Linked DNA regions of Mus musculus: regions 1 and 2 are each linked to region 3. Evidence: chromatin contacts called from ENCODE POLR2A ChIA-PET data. All regions are on one chromosome and are shown on one strand. The core of a region is the stretch at or near the end of the contact, and the rest is flanking DNA. Distances in the headings are between cores, read along the strand shown. Region 1 holds the start of Pfdn5 (prefoldin 5). Region 2 holds the start of Mfsd5 (major facilitator superfamily domain containing 5). Region 3 holds the start of Sp1 (trans-acting transcription factor 1).

Evidence for each region. ChIA-PET counts read pairs that join two places held with the same protein, here RNA polymerase II (POLR2A).
Region 1: POLR2A ChIA-PET joins it to region 3 with 16 read pairs in embryonic stem cell. The contact joins the promoter of Pfdn5 here to the promoter of Sp1 in region 3. POLR2A ChIA-PET finds 5 or more read pairs at or near these places in 4 of 5 experiments (Patski and embryonic stem cell).
Region 2: POLR2A ChIA-PET joins it to region 3 with 15 read pairs in embryonic stem cell. The contact joins the promoter of Mfsd5 here to the promoter of Sp1 in region 3. POLR2A ChIA-PET finds 5 or more read pairs at or near these places in 3 of 5 experiments (Patski and embryonic stem cell).

What each region holds. Positions count from the first base shown.
Region 1 is chr15:102,324,747-102,327,446 of GRCm38, reverse strand. Pfdn5 (prefoldin 5) reads right to left here and starts at 1,331. Exons shown (of 6, transcript NM_027044.3): 1 at 1,187-1,331; 2 at 912-1,014; 3 at 598-629. The coding sequence starts at 1,258.
Region 2 is chr15:102,278,112-102,280,811 of GRCm38, reverse strand. It overlaps Mfsd5 (major facilitator superfamily domain containing 5), which reads right to left and starts at 1,356. Exons shown (of 2, transcript NM_134100.4): 1 at 1,183-1,356; 2 at 1-635. The coding sequence starts at 617.
Region 3 is chr15:102,404,830-102,407,621 of GRCm38, reverse strand. Sp1 (trans-acting transcription factor 1) reads right to left here and starts at 1,306. Exons shown (of 6, transcript NM_013672.2): 1 at 1,200-1,306. The coding sequence starts at 1,206.

The DNA.
Region 1 (2,700 bases), core at 82-2,581, 80 kb after region 3:
TGTATTTGGTCTGTGTGTGTGTTTTCACAAGTGTGCATGCCATGGAGCACGAAGGTCGGAGGACAACTTCTGGGAGTTGGTCTTCTCCTTCCACCCCATTAGTATCAGAAAGTTAGCTCAGTGTGTATGTGTGGGTTTTACGCTCTGCGTCGTCACCTTGCCGGCTCTATTGTTACTTAAAACAGTCTTCACCACTTTGCTATTCTTAGGTTTCTCTTTCGACTGTCATTTCCTGGTGGAAATGACAACAGGTCATTTCAACAGGAGGAAACAATCTACCTTTCACTATTAGAGATGAGCGGCAATTAAGGTGAAATTGAAAAAAGAGGCAAGTTCCCAATTTCAATATCCTAACATTTTTTCTACTGGCTTTAGCCAAATGCCAGCTTTGTCTCCATATTGACATCTCTAAACAAAGAGAAACACAACATTTCAATTCTTCACCGAACTCTGATACAAAGTATTACATGGACACTGGTGCAACGTTAGACAAGTGAGCTACGTTAAGTGTTCGACTGTTCTTAAAATCAAAACTCTCCCCGCTTTTGGGAAAGACTGTGGAAGAATGTAAGGTAGCATTTCCCGTGGAAAGGATACAGAACTCGTCAGTGGGACCAGTAATTCTTTTCCTGTGAAAGTAATAAAGACAAACAGCTGGGGAAGGCTAGCGGCTCCCACGCGAAGACGTTAGGGGAAGCTCCCAACAGGGCTCAGTGTTCACAGACAGTGAAAAGAACACAGCAACTGAGGAAATGTCTTGTACATTTTAGTTTTCTGTAGGCAACATGCGGGGGCTCCTGTGGCTACACACACACTAAGTAACAAACAGTTTTCTTTAACGAAAACTGGAACTAGGAAAAAGCGAAGGAGAAGCCGGCATCCCCAGGCGCCCTCACCCGCCTAGCCCATACCCTCGTTGCTCTTGTTCAGCACGTTCAGACAGTCCTTGGCTTCCACGTACTTGGTCTGGACCACCTTGAGCTGAGCAATGGACGTGGACAAAAACTCCACTTCCTACAGAAGCCGGGAAAAAACAAGGGGTCAGCTCAAGAAAGCGGGGCCCAGGCTGAGGGGGCGGGACCCGGGACCGGATAGGGGTTTCCCTGGGAAAGGAAGCCTCCCCGACCGGGCGGGCGGTCGGTCGGAGGATATGAAGCGCGAGGAAGGTGCTGGGACAGGTCCTCACCTGGTCCAGCTGGTTCTTGAGCATTTCCAGTTGTGGCAGATTCAGCTCCGTGATGTTAATCGACTGCGCCATGTTGGGAAGGAGGACTGCCGAAGAGGAAGCCGCCTGGGCGAGTGACGCTCTAGCCGCCCTCCGCGTTACCTCCGTGGTGCCGCCAGGGGATACGCTCTGCGCCCGTCGTCTCTATGATCCTGTGTTTCGGACCCGCTTTTCGGATCTCAAGCTTAATTAGAGAACGCAAGTTTTTCTTTTCTCAGAGTACACTAAAGCTAGCACGGTAATTTTGGCTTCCTGTCCCCATAACTCTAGGTTCTGCTGGCCTAGAAGTTTTGGCTCCAGAGAGGGGAGTGCTCCTACCAGGAGCTACAACAAACATTCCATTGAACTGGAAGCTCAGACTTCCCCTTGGTCATTTTGGGCTTCTAATGCCCTTAAACCAACAGGCTAAAAATGGAATAACAGTGTTAGGAGGGGTGATAGATCCAGATTACCATGGGGAAATTGGATTACCTCTTCACAATGGTGGTAAGCAAGATTATGTCTGGAGTGTAGGAGATCCCTTAGGGCGTCTCTTAGTACTACCATGTCCTGTGATTAAAGTCAATGGGAAACTACAACAGCCTAATCCAAGCAGGATGACAAAGGACACAGACCCATCAGGAATGAAGGTATGGGTCAATCCTCCAGGAAAAGAGCCAAGACCTGCTGAGGTGCTGGCTGAAGGTGAAGGAAATACAGAATGGGTAGTAGAGGAAGGTAGTTATAAAATTAGTTAGCAAACATGGCTTGGGCCTTCAAGGGACTCGAAACTCTCGGACTCACGACACAACCACAAGATTGTAAAGCGGTATAAGCTACTGCGCGTTGTTGGGACAAGCCCGCGACAGGACAGCAGGGAACCTGTGTTCTGACAGTACCACTAACGCGCTTTAAAGGATAAAGTGCAAGTGCCAAAAAGGAACAACTGCCAACCAACTACATTTATTTTTATGTCTCAGTATATATGCAGGCAAACCAAACCTAGGTCCTTTGAAAGAGCAACCTAGTGCTCATAACTGCTGAGTGTCTGTCTAGCCCCACCATTGTGTGTTGGATAGGAAGGGTCTGTGTGCTTCCCAGCAACTTTTTTTTTTTTTTTTAACAATATCAGCCAGATATTGGTGGTGCACACACACTTTTATTTATTTATTTATTTATTTATTTATTACATGGAAGTACACTGTAGCTGTCTTCAGACGCACCAGAAGAGGGCATCAGATCTCATTATGGGTGGTTGCTGGGATTTGAACTTTGGACCTTCGGAAGAGCAGTCAGTGCTCTTACCCACTGAGCCATCTCACCAGCACCCCCCCCCCTCCCAGAAACTTTTAAAGGTGTAGTTGTTGCAACAAACCATATGAGTAGCAAACCCCATTGAATCTGCTGCTGCCATTGCCAAAGTGTAGCAGCCTTGGTGGGAAGGGCAATGGTTTCTAAAATCATCCAGGATTCAAAGGCAGTGGAAGGATTAAAAA
Region 2 (2,700 bases), core at 107-2,606, 130 kb after region 3:
GCCACAAAGGGTGCGACCGGCCCCAGCCCTATCCAACTAGCCACGGCCTCCGCTGCCACACCAGCCGCCACAGCCAGCACGTGGTTCCAGAAGGCGGCTCGGGCAAAGGTGGCTGGGATCCACTCGGCGGGGAAGTCATGCCTCTCCACGTGCTCGTGGATGTACCAGGCCTCAAAGGCTGAGAAGAGGAGAGCTGTGGACAGCCCACCGAGTGCTCGGCCCACCAGCAGCACGAAGTAGTCCTGAGAGAGCTTGGTTATGCAACATAGAGAGTAAGTGAGGGAGAAGAGGACACAAGACTTCTTACGACCCAGCCAGTCCACAAGGGAGGAGGCCACTAGGCCAAAGAGGACCGTGGAGGCAAGGCCACAGACGTAGAGGATAGCAATCTGACCCTCCAGGAAGTGGTAATGCTGATAGAGTTTATACAGGTAGGGAGCTTGGAGCCAGTCCGCTGCCAGGGCCAGAAAGTAGACTTGATAGAAGTCTAGTTGAAACTGAAGGAAGGAGGGGTTGCTGCAAGCTCTTCCAGGGGGCCTGGCTCTGCATCTTGACAGCTCCAGACCCAGGCAGGAGGCCAGGAGGCCCACAAAAGACAAATAGGCAGTCACCAGCATGATGGGCCCCCGGACGACCTGGGGAGAGAACGATGGCCACAGTCACATCCATAATCCAGGTAGCACAGTCGAGGAGTTAGGTGTCTAAGCAGAGGGCAACTCCACCCAACTGCACTGTCAATTTCTCTCCCCCAGAGCTGAGACTGGAGGGACCAGTTGGGTGGGTGGGAGGAGTGGCTGTCTCCTAGGACTCAGTGGGGCGGGGGAGGGTGACAGTGGGGAGAGGCCAGAGCACTCGCTCCACCCTTGCCTGGTACAGCAAAGGGGACTCCTTTCAGTAATCTCGGTCCCTCAAGTTCAAAAGGGGCTACTGCCCATCTCCATGATAGGTTCTGCAGGCTTCTTGTACCTCCCATCCTCGCTGATAAGCCAGTTTTGGAGCTCAGTGTCTCCACATCTATTCCCGAGCATCCCTTCCGCCCGGGCCGGCCTCTCCAATGCTTCGCGGTCACGCGCGCGCACCGCAGGTTCCCCGGCTATGGGTCACGGCTGACCCTCCTTGCGCCCCCTAGCCTCAGCCGAGCGTCCCCTCATCCGCTCGCACCTCGCCCGGCCCCCATCTCACCTGCTGCCCCGGTCTGCCGGGACGCTCCGGACACGTCCGGCTCCAGGCCGCCGGGCCGCCCTCCCCGCACTGGCTCCGGCTCCGCTCGGGTTCCAGCAGCGCGCCCGCCCCTCACAGCCTGCTTCCGGGAGCCGGGCTGGCTCGTGGCCGCCGCCATGATAGCCCCGTCACGTGACGGGGCGCGGCAGGAAGCCACTCCCCCTCGTGGCGCCCCGCCCAGGAGCGGAAGAGCCTATGGGGCCCGGGATGCTGGAGCGGTGCGCTGTTCTCTTGGGCGCCTGAGCAGGCGGGTACCATAGGGTCCTCCAGCTGGCCAATATCCGCGGGGTCGTCCGGAATGAAAGTGTATTTTCTGTTTTCCTCCAGGAGGAGAAGGAAAGGTGCCGGCAGTCCCTCAGAGCCAGCGGATACCACGTGCTAATGAACTCCGCTGCCCTAAATTGAGCTGCCCTAGGGTTTGGACCTCCCCTGACCTCCCGGCCAGCAGTCAGTATTGTCCAGACACCTGAGGGAGGCGGTGTGGTGTAAAGCCGGAGTCCGGCTGCGGAAGCAGTGACAAAAACTTAAGCCCTGGAGCTGGACTCCCACCTCCTGCTACCTAGGATCTGCTTTTTCTTGGAATGTTAAGTTTCAGTATTCAATATTATGTCCTGGAGACCCCTGCAATGGCTTCCCTTTTCACTAAGGATAGAATCCAACATCTTTCAAAAGACATGCAAATGCATCTGTCCGGGACTTTTTGCTATGTCCATGACTTTATCTGCTACCACGCGGCCTCCTGTCTACACCGGCTCCCACCTGGGCCTTTGCACACTGCTTCCTGCAGAGTTCCCCCCCAAGATAGTTACCTTCTTTACCGCCAGAAGTCATGTTATTATTAGAGAGGACCTCTTTCTTTCTTTCTTCCTTTTTTTTTGGGGGGGGGGGGTTCAAGACAGGGTATTTCTGTATAGCCCTGGCTGTCCTGGAACTCACTTTGTAGACCAGGCTGGCCTCAAACTCAGAAATCCACCTGCCTCTGCCTCCCAAGTGCTGGGATTAAAAGCATGCGCCGCTGCCACCGCCTGGCCAGGACTTCCCTTTCTTTCATGGTGTGGTGGCTCATGTAGTCCTTGCGCTTGGAAAGCAAATAAATAAATAAATAAATAAATAAATAAATAAATAAATAAATAAATAAATCCTAGCGAAAATGCTCCATGATTAACAGGTTAAGAGCACTTGCTGTTCTTGCAGAGGAGAGGCAGAGGGGTGGAAGATCACTTGTTACTGCTTTTGAAGAGTAATATGCAGAGTAGTTTTCACAATTGCTTGTAGCTCCAGCTCCACCAGGGGAGCTGACTGACCTCTTCTGACTTCTGAGACCTGCATGAAACTAGTGAGAGTATAGTCACTTAGGCACACACTCATGCACATAAAATAAACTTTTAAATAAAGTAAATCTTTAATAAATTAAAAAAAAAAAAAAAAGCAGGGCTGGAGAGGTGGCTCAGTGGTTAAGAGCACTGACTGCTCTTCCAG
Region 3 (2,792 bases), core at 57-2,556:
AAATATGGTGGTAAGCCTAAAATCCCAGAATTTGGAAGTGGAGGCAAAAGTTCAAAGAAATCCTCAGCTACATAGTAAATTGGGATGCCAAAGCCATAGACACATAGCTTAATGGTGCCCAAGACAGGCCACTATTTTCCTATGCACAAATTAACCCCAGAAATGACTCAAAAATTGCTTTGGAAGCTAGGCATGGTGACTCACACCTATAATCCCAAGACTTGGAAGGATGAGCCAGGTGGTTCACCAGTTCTAGGTCTTCCAGGCCTACAGAGTAAGAACTGATCCCAATACAAATAGCCCTTTTGAGAAAGGGAATTTGGAATTTCAGTGTCTCAGAAATAAAGAGTTGCTCCTTAGGGTTGATAGCACTCTTAATCCCAGCACTCAAGAGGAAGAGGCACCTAGACAGCTAAAAGTCTGAGGGCTGCAATAGTAACTTCGAGTTACTACGAATACCACATAGAACCTATCTCAAAAAAGAAAAAAAAAAAAAATGCATCCTGGAAGGAAAAGGAGACCCAACATGTGGGTGGATGGAAAGTGTGCTAAAATTAGGACTATAAGAGATGAAGAAAGATCTAGTGTAAACAATAACAGGAAGGGACTGAGAAAGAGTAAATCCTAAGAGAAGGTGAGGAAACATCTGAGAGGACAGGTAAGGGTCTAGGGATTAGAACCCAGGTTTGGGGCTGAGGAGGCGGTCCAAAGAAGGAAGGGGCGGTTTCGGGGATAGAGGCGTGGCAAGGGCGGGTCGGATGGGGGAAGGGAAATTTACGGGGGTGCGGGGGAGGGCCCGGGGCAGGCTGCGACCGGAGGGCGGGCGGACCGGGGAGGCGGTTGGCCCAGGCGGGGCCTGCACTGGTCGGGCCGCCCCCGCGGCGCCAGCCCCCGACGGGAGGAGCCTCAGGCGGCCGGCCGGGTAGTGGGGGGTAAGGCCCGTCCCTCGTGGCCGGGGCGGGCAGGGGGCGGGCGAGGCCACGCTGCCCCCTCCCCCGGGGCGGGTAGCCCATCCCCCTCCTCCTCCGAGGCCCCGCCACTGCCCCTTCTCCCTCCCTTCCCTCCGCCCCGGGCGGGACCAAGGCCGCCGCCGCCGCCTCCCGCCCGCCCCCCCTCACAGCGGGGACCGCCCGGTCGGTCCTCGCGCGCGCCCCCTCACTCCCCTCCCACCCCTAGGCTCGGAGTGGACTCATCCTTACCGCTCATGGTGGCAGCTGAGGGGCGAGCTCAAGGGGGTCCTGTACGGGGGGGTTGGGGGGGGCCGGGAAAAACGCGGACGCTGACGAGGCAAGCGAACCCGGACCGGACAGGGAGGGGGGGGTAAGGAGGAGGGAGCAGCGCACCACAAGCCCGGCCTAATCCCCGCCCCTTATCTACTGCCCCGCCCAATGAGGGAGGGTGAAAGGAGGGCCTTGCAGAGGAAAGGCGGGCTGCCTACCCAATGGTAGGACTCGCTCTCTCGCTGAGGCGTGTAAGAGCAAGTTGCGTACTTGGTTTCCGCCCAGAAAGGCCGCCCTCTCAGTTTTAGCAACCAATTAGAAACTCAGGAAGTGGTGGTGGGCGGGATGAGATGACGATGGACTTGCAGAGAAACCAGTCAACCTCCAGGCGGGCTCCGTGAGCGGTAGGGATAGGAAGAGCTTAAGTAAGAAAGACAGGACAACGACCAACCAGAATCCTGGGCATGCCTGGGCAAAGTCCGTGTAGGGGGAAGAGTAAGAAATAGGCCGGAATGGGATAGGAGCAAGCTTCCTAAACCAATCAGAATTCAGGCGGGCAGTTAAGAAAGTTCTGATTGGACGATAACTGAAAAGAGCCGGAACAGGACGCGTATTGACGTGAACGAACAGCCAATTACGCGCCGAGGAGAAGGTGGAGGCTGGAACTTGGAATGGGGAGAGGAGAACAGGCTTCCTCCTCCGATACTCAAGCCAATGAGGCAGCGAAGGCAGCATGGCACCGCCTCTAGCTTTGGCCAATGGTCGTTACAGGGCCGCCCATCCTGAGGAGGGAACCGGGCTGTGCCAAAAGGAGTTGGTCGCCATGTTGGCCCTCCTCGGGAGGCTTCCTTCCCTCGTTAGGGTGTGCGCTTGAGTGGAGCCCTCCACAAGTGTCAGAGTCGAGACGCGTGAGGGCGAGAGTGTCGCGTCGCCCGAGACTGTTCGGGTTGTCCCTTCCCCGCTCCTACACAGCACCCCTCGAATGTCACCCCTGCCGGGATGGGCGGGCGGCTCCCCCTGGCCGTGGGTGGAAGCCCTGCGGCGGCGGGCGGGACGACAGCTTGGTGACGGCACGCGAAAACCCAAGTCGACTGAGCTGACCAATATGGAAGTCTTTCGGGAAGATGTAGCAAGCGCCATTTTCTTAAGCTGCCCCAGACCTGCTAAACCAACTCAGCTTTCAGAGTAACGCACGCTGGGGAACTTCGTGAAGCCAAGCTCTCATAAACTACTTCCATTTTCCCTCTTAGTAGAAAGCACGCTAACCTAGTTACTTCCTTTTGCAATCACAAAGGTTAAAGATTTTGCCTTAGGCACCTCAATCTCTGGCCTCCATTTCGCCTTCTTTCTCCTCATTTAAACTTTGTCACTGACTGGTGTCACCACGTTTAGTACTTGGAACTAATACAGTTAATCACTTAATGTGTCCTACTTTACGGGCTGGATGCTCCTGTAAAAAAAGGGAAACACTTTAAAGATAGGAACCGAGGCTCTCTGCTCCTTTGGAGATGGCCTTGGAAATGTGAAGTGACAGCTGAGATACCTGGTTGTCCCAGTTAAATAGGCATTTAG